Regions from separate parts of the Mus musculus genome. Here region 2 is linked to region 1. The links are chromatin loops, found by intact Hi-C in ENCODE. Cell type or tissue: heart. All regions are shown on one strand. Each heading gives the region's core, and the rest is flanking DNA. Links, peaks and the distances in the headings are about the cores only.

Evidence for each region. Peaks named below come from ENCODE experiments on the same cell type or tissue, not always from the same donor. Only the 100,000 strongest peaks of a DNase experiment are listed, where the experiment ranks them.
Region 2: a loop joins it to region 1, with 3 times the contacts of the local background. A loop is called at or near these places in 2 of 42 quality-filtered maps.

Annotation. Positions count from the first base shown.
Region 1 is chr3:116,901,329-116,906,709 of GRCm38, reverse strand. It overlaps Frrs1 (ferric-chelate reductase 1), which reads right to left. Exons shown (of 17, transcript NM_009146.3): 15 at 4,253-4,396; 16 at 3,719-3,780; 17 at 2,960-3,641. The coding sequence ends at 3,549. Among named protein-coding and RNA genes, the nearest start is that of Frrs1, 42 kb to the right of the region's middle. In heart, for the core only: a CTCF peak has its summit at 2,364 (motif pointing left); a DNase peak (open chromatin) is centred at 699.
Region 2 is chr3:117,866,506-117,871,886 of GRCm38, reverse strand. It overlaps Snx7 (sorting nexin 7), which reads left to right and starts at 2,951. Exons shown (of 9, transcript NM_029655.3): 1 at 2,951-3,143. The coding sequence starts at 2,982. In heart, for the core only: a CTCF peak has its summit at 3,025; a DNase peak (open chromatin) is centred at 2,916; H3K4me3 peaks cover 1,937 bases; H3K27ac peaks cover 1,531 bases.

The sequences.
Region 1 (5,381 bases), core at 266-5,265:
CTACAGCCCCAGATCCTCACACAAATTGAGTAGTACTAACAAGAGTGTGATTCACGTAGTCAATAAAGGTATAGGCCATCTGTGCCCTGGCTTGACCTCCGCAGACCAGAAGCTAACAAAACCAAAACAGACTCAGTTTCTGCATGCTAACTTAACCATGATTTTCCAGACTATTTCTTTTATCCTGTGAAAAATATATTAATCTCTATTCTGCAGAGTATCCCTTCTTTAAGAGAACATGATTTCACTGTTTTTGACAATATGCCTAGACACAGAAAAAAATCATTTAGTTTAACAATTGCTGTTTTTAAAAAAGTATATGAATACTTTTTTCAAAAAAAAAAAAAAACCTAGGTTGTTTATTACAAAAATGAGAAACACACGGAGCAGACGAGCCGTGACGTGTTCGTTCCTAAGGGAAACGGGCATGCTAAGATTAAGTGGCACGGGTTTCCTTGCACACTTTGATGGAGGAGTAAACCCGAGCAAATACCACTCCGTAAAAAAGATGCTGTGCAGGAACTCACAGCCGGTCAAAGCATCTGTGCAGTGATGAGTCACGAGTCCGGCATCTATATCACACCCTTTCCCAAAGCCCGGGGACCGCGTCAGAGGAGACGCAGAGCCTGTAAGAGCGCCAGAGGCTGGAAAGAAAGGCACAGGGTGGAAACTGTTTCGGGAGCTGGCAGGATCTCTTCACTGTGAGCTCACAGCCACTGTGGCTGCCTGCGTAACGCCTGGGCAAGGCCAAGCTAATCCACATTCTAGCGTGGAGTGGGAAGGGGTCTCTAACCCCACCCCTACCTGAGGACCTAAGGACAGTTGATGGCTTCTCATGGGAGTGAGTCCATTTTCTTTGGGAGGGTGTGGCTTGGAAAAAATTGACCTTGCTCCTTGGAGGACAGCCGGAAACCCAGAGAGTGTAGACAGCATAAATTGTTTTTAAAAAATAATGATAATATGGCATACAGTTTGGAATTAGGGAAGTTAGGGGAGGTGTGGGTGGAACTGAGGTGAATATGATCAAAATACATTATATGAAACTCTTTTTTCTCTTTATGGTTGTCTTTTTCCAAGACAGGGCTTCTGTGTGTAACAGCCCTGGCTGTCCTGAAACTCTCTTATAGACCAGATTGGCCTTGAACACACAGAGATCCTCCTGCCTCTGCCTCCCAAGATCTGGGATCCACACCCAGCTGTCCGTTATGTAAAATCCTTTTTCTTCAATTTAATTTATGTATTTACATCCCAAATGCTGCTCCCCCCCCCCAAGCCTCTCCTCACAGGGTTCCTCCTCTCATCCCATCTCCCCTTCACCTCTGAGAGGGTACACCTCCATCTTAAAGGACTAATAAAAAAAATTTTTCTTTTGAAAAATGCATTATATTGCCCTTGGCATCAGAAGTCCAGCAAGTTCACCTATCTGCAAACTGTACCTAAGCAAACCTTAACAAAAAAGGTGGAAACCCTTTCCTGAAAAGAACTTTTCCTTGTCTGTTATTGAACAGGACTGGTTAAGACATATGTTTTAGCCTTTAGTGGCTTACAATGGAAAACTGAAAGAAATTTTTTTCATATAGATTTAAATTGTTGCTGTGTCATTTCTCCAGTGTGAGGATGGAGGCATGGCTTCACACACTCTGCTCAAGCACGGTGCCACTGAGCCACATCTCCAGACCTTTTTCTTTTGAAATAAATTCATTCTCAAGGGATAGTATAAACCGTAATGTGCCATTCATTGACCATGAGCACAGGAAATTCCTACCTGAACCCTGTGCTATTTTTAGCTAAAATCTATGTAGAGAAAATCAGAACGTTTTCACTTTATTGGTTAGAAATAAAAGCATGGAGCTGGGGTCATTACTCAGAGATGAAGATGGGGTTCTGGGGCCAAGCAGAAATGATATCATCAGCTGAAAAAGTATCTGAAAAATAAAATATATTCTACCAATTATTTTGCTTGTTTCCTTTGCCTAAGAAAATTATCTTCATTTGCAGCAGGGTCAGAAGGATACAAAAGAAAATATCAAACAGTCATTATAAATAATCAAAGAAAACAAATAAAAGTTAAGTCAGAAAGTATTAACACCAGTCATTAAGTTTCTAGCACCTATTACAGAGAGAGAGAGAGAGAGAGAGAGAGAGAGAGAGAGAGGGAGAGGGAGAGGGAGAGGGAGAGGGAGAGGGAGAGGGAGGGAGGGAGGGAGGGAGAGAGAGAGAGAGAGAGAGAGAGAGAGAGAGAGAGAGAATTCAGAGCATATGATGTAAGGAAATAGTCCCATAATAAAAACACTTAGTGGCAACAGAACAAATGAGTCCTCCGGTATTACAGCGCCACCCACTGGCTGTAAGTCCTCACAGCAGAGATAGAAAATACGGAGTAGGAGGAAACACACGGCCTGTGCTGTCACTAGAGCACCAGGGATGTCTTCCAAAGGAACCCATCCATGTTAGTGTATCTTCAAGAGACAAGAACACTTGCTGGATCCGTTCACAAGGGTGAGGTTTAGCAACTGAGAGATTCGCAGCTTTGTTCTAGCTCCTATAAGGACTGATCTCACGGCTGAAACAGGACATAAGATGTCGTTTCAGCTCCACAAAGGAAAAATAAATGAGATCTCTAATCAGGGGCACCTACCTGCATTTAACTGCTAAAGGAAATATAGTATCCGTAATATAACTACATGTTAAGGAAATGCCCACTGAATAAATCAACAGCTACCTTTAGACAGAAATACTGAACACAAAGGAGAAAATCTCCTAACTGCTGGTCGGAAAACGTGTTTAGTTTTTTTTCTTGTAGGTTTTACTTGTTTGGTGTGTGTGTGTGTGTGTGTGTGTGTCTGTGTGTGTGTGTGTCTGTGTGTCTGTGTGTGTGTGCGCATAAAATCAAAATGTAGTAATTTTTTTTTAAACTCTAAGACAAAATCTTTTAAATAAACTAGTCAAACATAAATGTAGTCTTTAAAGTACCATAGCAGCATCGTCATGAAAATTACAGTTCCCTTAAAACCAGATATAGTGGTGCACACCTGTAAACCACCCAGGAAACAGAGGCAGGCAGATCAGAGGTTCAGGGTTATCTTTGGTTATACAACTGGTTAAAGGCCAGCCTGGGCTACACCAAACCTGTCTCATTCCCAAAGACACAATCTCCATTTATTCTTTCTTTTCTCTTTTTTCTTTCTTTCTTTCTTTCTTTCTTTCTTTTTTTTTTTTTTTTTTTTTTTTGCCTGAGATAATTGTCTTCATCTGCTATCCATTCCAGTTTACAGTTTTAAATCTGGCATGAGATGCTGAGAGTCATGTCATCTCAGGTACAATGTTCCCTTAGGGATGCAGAATTACACATAAAGGCCCAGGTTATTTAGCCCACTTGAATGTGAGCTGGGAAACCCAGACTTCAGCGTTCCTCGATAGCGATGCCCATGGGTCTTCGGACTTAGTAGGTGCTGCAGGTGGTCGGCACAAGCTTCAGGTCTCTCCTCATTTTAATGATCATCATGACCCAGGCCCACAAAAAATAAAAAATAAAAGTCTTTTTGTGCTCATATGTGGTTGATTGCAGATAAGAATATCGAGAGAAAAATCACATTCCCACATATGTAAACGGCCAACACCACCTTCTTAAAAACATGACCCTGAAATAAAAACTGAGATTTAGCCAAAAGCACCGTCACTAATGTCTGTGTCGATAAGCAAGAGAAGAGAATCTCACCTCTGCTTCTGCGACAGTCAGTGACTGAAGGATTTGAATCCTATCGTTGTCCAGTATTTCAACTGTCAAGAACAATGTGTGGTTATAAGAAAGGTGACATGCAAATAAACTTGTCACAAAAACAAGATTAAACCTGAGGCCTGTCACTCCCCAGTCTTGTAGGATATAGATTTGGCCATTTCAAGCTACTAAATGTTGCAAACTTTCTGAACCTTGGGGGCATGTGTGTGCATATGCACATGTGGGTGTGTAATGCGTGTATTTGCACTTGTGCCATGTGCGAGCTCACAGGCACACATGGGGACTCTGTCTTATTTCCTTCAGTCATGGACTCTCACTGAACTTCAAGCTGGGCTGGCAGCCAGACGATCCCAGCAACCTCCCTGAATCCCTTCCCACACAGCACAGGTTACTGACACGTATGGCCATGCCTGCCTCGTTATGTGGATGCTGGAGACTCAAACTCAGATCTTTGTGCTTGTACCACCCACCCCACCTCTCCAGCCTCGCAGCAGTGCTTCCCAAGCAGGCTACCTTTTCTAGAGAGACGGTAAGCATGTATCTCCAGAATGACCTCAGTCCCGATGTGCCAGACCACAAAGCCCATCATTGCGTAGGTCTTCTGTGGACTGGGAAGATTCAGTCCTGGCAAATCCATTCCTAGGAACATTGCTGCCACTGTGTAGAAAGAGAAATGCTCAAACTTAGTGCCCAGTAAAAGTAATAATTGTGTAATTACATCAATTAAAATACATTAAATAGCCAGGCAGTGGTGGCACGTGCCTTTAATCCCAGCTCTAGGGATGCATATGTATATATATACATATATATACTTATGTGTAAATTTACAAATAAAAATATTTAATGTTTAATATATATGTTTAATATGGACTATATGTGTATAATATATAGGTATATATAAGTATATATGTATATATTCATGTATATAAATGTGTATATACATATACATGTATATATTATGTTTAATATATGTCTTTAATCTATAATGTTTAATATATTTAATGTTTAATTTATGATATACATTAAACATTTATGAAAAAATAATCTTTAGGGCTAAGATTATTTGGTCTTTATTGTAAGACTTCAGAAGACAAAAGAGAACATTGTGTTCTATCAGTTGCTAAGAAAGCTCGCACAAGCTAAGGATTGTAGCTCAGGGGTCGAGCACTAGCCAGCTGGCGCAAAGCACTGGGTTCGATACCCAGCACCAATAACAACAACGGTACCTAACTAGCCTTTCCAGAAATGTGAGTCTGCAATAACGAAAAGGGAGCAATGAAAAAAAACTGGCTGCTGACCTCACCACTGGCCCCATGGGTCGTCCCACAAGCCACAGAAATGTACAGGTGATGGGTGTTTCCCCAGGGATCGAGTACAAGATGTGTGCCTGGTGGGGGCTTCTATACCCAGCTGTTTGGGAAGCTGAAGCAGGAGGACCACAAGTTCAAGGACTGTGTGAGCTACAGAGTAAGGTCAAGGCTAGACCTGACAAACCGGTGAGACCCTGTCTCAAAATAAAAACTATAAAGAGGCGTGGGGATGTAGTCTCTGGAACCACCAATCCTGCAAGAACAAACAGTAGGGAACGGCCTGGGGTTGAGAGCTTGTACGCAGCTCGTTTCATTGGTCTCAGCCCAAGGGA
Region 2 (5,381 bases), core at 297-5,296, 970 kb before region 1:
ACCATTGCATACACTAGCAAGATTTTATCGAAAGGACCCAGATGTAGCTGTCTCTTGTGAGACTATGCCGGGGCCTAGCAAACACAGAAGTAGATGCTCACAGTCAGCTATTGGATGGATCACAGGGCTCCCAATGGAGGAGCTAGAGAAAGTACCCAAGGAGCTAAAGGGATCTGCAACCCTATAGGTGGAACAACATTATGAACTAACCAGTACCCCGGAGCTCTTGACTCTAGCTGCATATGTATCAAAAGATGGCCTAGTTGGCCATCACTGGAAAGAGAGGCCCATTGGACACGCAAACTTTATATGCCCCAGTACAGGGGAATGCCAGGGCCAAAAAAAAAAAAAAAAAAAAAAAAATGGGAATGAGTGGGGAGGGAAGTGAGGGGGAGGGTATGGGGGACTTTTGGGATAGCATTGGAAATGTAATTGAGGAAAATATGTAATTAAAAAAAAAGAAAAGAAAAGAACTGCTGTACTAGAAGTGTTACCTCCAAGGAGGGTGCACCTTCATCACTCTCCTCAGGTTTGCCCCTCAGTGGGACTTTTTATCTTTTTCTTCACCATTCTAATTGCTATTAGCCTATTATGAAGACTAGCAATCATGCAAATATTCTGGGAAATAAAATGACAGGACAGAGTTTCATTATGGTACCACTACTCAAAGGTTTGGACCTTGTTAATTTAAAGGCTTTAGTACCAAATAAGAATTCCTCCATTGAAGAATCCTGCAACAGCCCCTTTTAATGGGAAGCAGAGATTTCAGGAGTCTAATAGAGCAGATAGCAGATACTGAGTGATGCACATACTGGACAGGCTTCTCAGAGGCGTTCCCCCTTTTCAGCTAACAACTCAAGTCCTGGGTATCTGAGGCACAGTGGACTTGTATTTTACATTAAGATGGGGTTGAGTATCAGATTTGCCTGTTGGAGACTGAGGAGTGAATTAATTATAGTAGAATTTTCCTATTTCCTCTTATTGTCCTCCCCTTCCCCCCTCCTTTCATCTTTGATGACAAGGATCAGTATGATTTTCTCTGCCTTGTGAAAATTCATGATACCAGATGACTTGAGTCAAGCATGGGGGATAAAGGAATAGAACAATGGGACCATTTTTAATGACAATTGTAGGGATGTTCTTTAAAAAAAAAAAAAGCATAATGCTGATATCAGGGACAAATCAGGGATATCCTTGTCCATAGCAACATGGGAAGGTGGTTTGGCTGTTCAAAACCAGACAATACTCCCCAATGTATTTACATTAATGCACAGGGCATGTTTTAGGCTGTGATTTGAGCTGTGTATCTGCCATTTTTTTCTATTGATCTTTCAGAGTCTCTTTTATTTATTTATTTATTTATTTATTTATTTATTTATTTATTTATTTTTTTATGCTGTCTGGGTAATTCTGTGAGTCACAGTATCATTAAGAGTTTCCTGGTTCAAAGTCTGCCAATTAGAAACTTCAGACGTCTCTCCATAGCGACAGTAAGATCAGAGAGGAAAACATAAATTGTTTTAATAACTTGCATCCTTTGTAGGGCTCAGCAAAGAGTCATTTTGAATGAGTATGTCTCATAATGCGCTTTACTAAGATATTTCATGGTTCTCAACCTAAAACCCATTATGGTTTGTTTACTAAGGAATGTAAGACACACAATCTGTATGATAAAACCAAAGGAGAAACTGGGACCAGACTGTCATTTCACAAGTCTTACTAAAATTGATGGGACTATAGATAATTCCTGGAAGACTGGCAGAACACAGTATTTTGAGGACACCAACCATAAGGCAAAGGAACATTTTGTACATTTAAGTAGCCGGTGACCAGGCTGGATGCTATGTGGGTCATATCCTGAAACACACTGGAGGTCCTTAAATAGTTAAAAGGGGATATATTGAGGAACTGTCTCAACCAGAAATAAAAATATTTAAATTGGGAAGCTTTTTATCTGTTTCCCCTCTCTGTTTTCTTTTTTCAACCTATGTTATAATTAGCTGGCCTCAAAGTGCAAGTCCTCTTGCCTCAGTCTACCCTGTGTTGAAATTACAGTCAAGCATTCCCATATTTGGCTCTTACAGGAATCTTCATTTAGAAATTTAAAGAGAGAGAGAGAGAGAGAAAGAGAGAGAGAAGACCAAAAGGAATAAATAATAAAAATGGAAGCTAGTTCTAACATATATCAATTAGTACTCAATTTTTCATTAACTTTGAATCTATAAAAACCAAGCAATGAACAACTAAATAGTTCCAGCTTTGCACTGGCTGTATGAAAAGGCATGCAAGATTGTTTCTTTCTCCTTGCAATACCCAGGGCTGCTGGCAGACCTTGGAGCTTGGAAACATTCTTGCACATTAACTTCAGGAAGAGTTCCAGGAGAAAGCTATGTTAGAAAGTAGCTGAAAATAATTGTTCAGCCTCAGCTTCCTTAACTCGACAGTAAAAGGACAACAAAATCCAATCGATGGGAAAAAACAAACAAACAAACAATTGAAAACCAGGAGGTTCAGATGTCTTTAATTTTTGCATTAGTCTCTGTAAAGACAGACTTGAGAATGGGAAAAAAAGTCACAACCTGGGAAAAGGGCACTTTTCAGAACAGGAAATCAAGCTGGGTCAGCTGGTTGTGTATATAGATCCTGCCACTTCACGCACAAACCTGGTGGCCCTTGGCTGTGTCAGGGCGAGAACACCACCTCCTGTCCTCTGTATCTCCATGGCCCACCCTGGCGGTGTTCCTAGAGTCAGAATTTAAAAGTCGGGCTGTAGATCTGAGCCAGGTTGTGGCTGGGCAGGCCCCACCGCTCTCCCGCCCCGGCCCGGCCCGGCGCCGCGGGCTCCCGCAGTTCCGCGTCTGCGCACGGCCGAGGGGCAGGAGCTGGGCTGGCCAGGGAGGCGCAGGGCGCCTCGGGAGCCAATGGGCGCGCGCGGGGGAGCCGGGCTGGCAGAGGCGGCCGGCTGGGCGCGCACTGCCGGGATGGACGGCGAGCGCCTGGCGTCGGGCTCCTCGGAGCTGGCGGTCGGGGAGAGCCCGCGGGGCGGCGCCCCGATCCCGAGTGGCAGCGGTTCCTGCAGCCTGCTGCAGGCCGATGTGCTGGATCTGGACGAGGACGAGGACGACCTGGAGGTGTTCAGTAAGGTGAGGGCAGGGGACGTGGCCATGGCCGTGGTGGCGGGGACTGCCTGTCCAGGGAAAGTTCCAGGGTGACTCAACTCTCCAATGGAGCTGGAGCTGGGGACAGTACCTCCAAGGCTGAACTAGTCGTTCCCTCCTCTTCACTTTTATCAGTGGCAGGGCCAAGGCTCATGGAGTCTGAAAAGTTCTGATTTTTTTTTTCTCTCTTCGTCTTTCCATTTTTCCTTGCTTGACAGCGACATTCCTCACCGTGTGCGGGTGGCCTGAAACTGCTTCTCCCTCCCCCCCCCCCAGCTCCTCCCCCTCCCCTAGGCTTCTTGACAATCCTAAAGTCCAGGAGAGCAATTGTGATTGCCTTAGTGCAGGGAGGTGGTTTTTGATTTACTGTTGTTATGTGTAAATGGGAGAGTTGAGTCACATTCTAAGAGAGTCTGGAAACCTGTGACCATTGGGTGTAGAAATCCTTTCAGGATTGAGAAAGCCTAGCCTCTACCACAGGCACAGCTGAAGACTTTAAATTGGGCAGTTATTCTGGTCCAACCCTCAGCTCCAGTCTGCATATTTCCTTCCCATTTGCCTTGGAAATCTAGCCTCAAAGGCGCTCCCTGGCTAGTGATATAATTAGACAGAAATGGACATACCGGCAGTAGTGGTAGACTTGATGCAAACTTGCCCTTCCTGAAAGTTGGAAACAACAACAAAAAAATACCTTTCTTTTGGCACAGTCCCAGTGTCACAGCAGTTTTTCAAAAGTGCTCAGTGGGAACATTGGATCAATGACTATTCAGTAGTGACATGTTGCCTTGAGATGTTACATGAGCCCACCAACTTAAAACTGTTAAACAGAAGTTAGCAAGTAACCAACACCCTTGGACTCCAGTGCGGAGCTCACAAACATCGTTTTGCACCCCTAGAGCATGTGAGATTGGACACCCAGTTGCATTCTAAGTAGATGGTATATCAGTTATGTGTGCTTAGTCTTTCTTTGTATTTGAATTATAAAACTGGGATTATTTCACATTTAGTTTCAATACTATCAAATTTTAATATCAATGTGTGTGTTTATGCACTCATACCTTTGCGTGCATACATACTCTCCTTTGTGCACAATTGGAGATCAGAGCTCAGCCACCATGTGGGGTCCAGGGGATTGAATCCAGGTCAACGGGTCCCATAGCAAGCACCTTACTGAGCCATCCAGAGTCCCAATACTGTTTTTTTTTTCTTTTCTTTTCTTCATTATACACACACTTTATGTTCAGATCAGTGTGAAACGTACAAACGTGAGAATGGAGTGTTGAGATTGGAAGTTGTCTATCAAAATAGTCTGGAATTGCTCTAAACTCTCCAGGTAGCCTCTTTTTTTCTAGGCTTTGTATCCCAGGACTCCCTTGGAAAATCCCCATCTTAGTGAAGCCCTGTGGTTAGAGATGCTTCTGAGGTGGCAGAGCTATTTATTTGCGTGGGTCCACGGGAATGTTGGGGATTGCTGAAGTTATAGATGTTCTCTGTGAGAAGGAAATGACGGATTGAAGCCAGAAGCCGTTTGAGAAGCACATTCTTCTGACATTGCGTAAAGCAGTATCAGAATAGGGGAAATCTCCGCAGGAATCCAGCCGTTCGCCGAGCTTTCTTTTTAAAGGTTATTATTGGAAGGCATACACTCCACAGACAGCTGTACTGGTGGTTTTGTATTCGTCTAAAAAAAAAAATATGGGTTTCCAGACCTTGTATGTTGCAGACATGCACAAATGCTCCCAGCCTTCTCGCTGCTGCTTAGCTTCTTGGGCTTGCTGCCTAGAGACCGTTAAGAACTATGCCCTTAGAAGTTGGAAAGGATGGGTGTAATACTGGTTAAAGTCTACAGAGAACACTATGCTGGAAACCTATTCAGTTACTCCCAGGCTCATTCCAAGTTGTTAAAACTTTCAACCATTAACCACCATTAGACAAGCAAAATGATGAAGGATTCCATTGGACCAATTCTTTCCATATTCCTTCCTCCTCTCCTCCTCTCAGGAGCTCTTCTACCATCCAGCCTACTCCAGGATGGAATCTGTCCAGGAGTTAGAAAGCCAACTCTCACTGCCCCATAGTGCTTTAAGATTGGTGACATTTACTTTGATAAGTCACTTTTTTTTTTCTGTAGACTATTTGTGAAGCCATTCTCTTTCAGATCACTCTAAAGAATAATCACTTTGACTGTTGAAAATATTTTCCTTCCATGGTATAGTCTACACA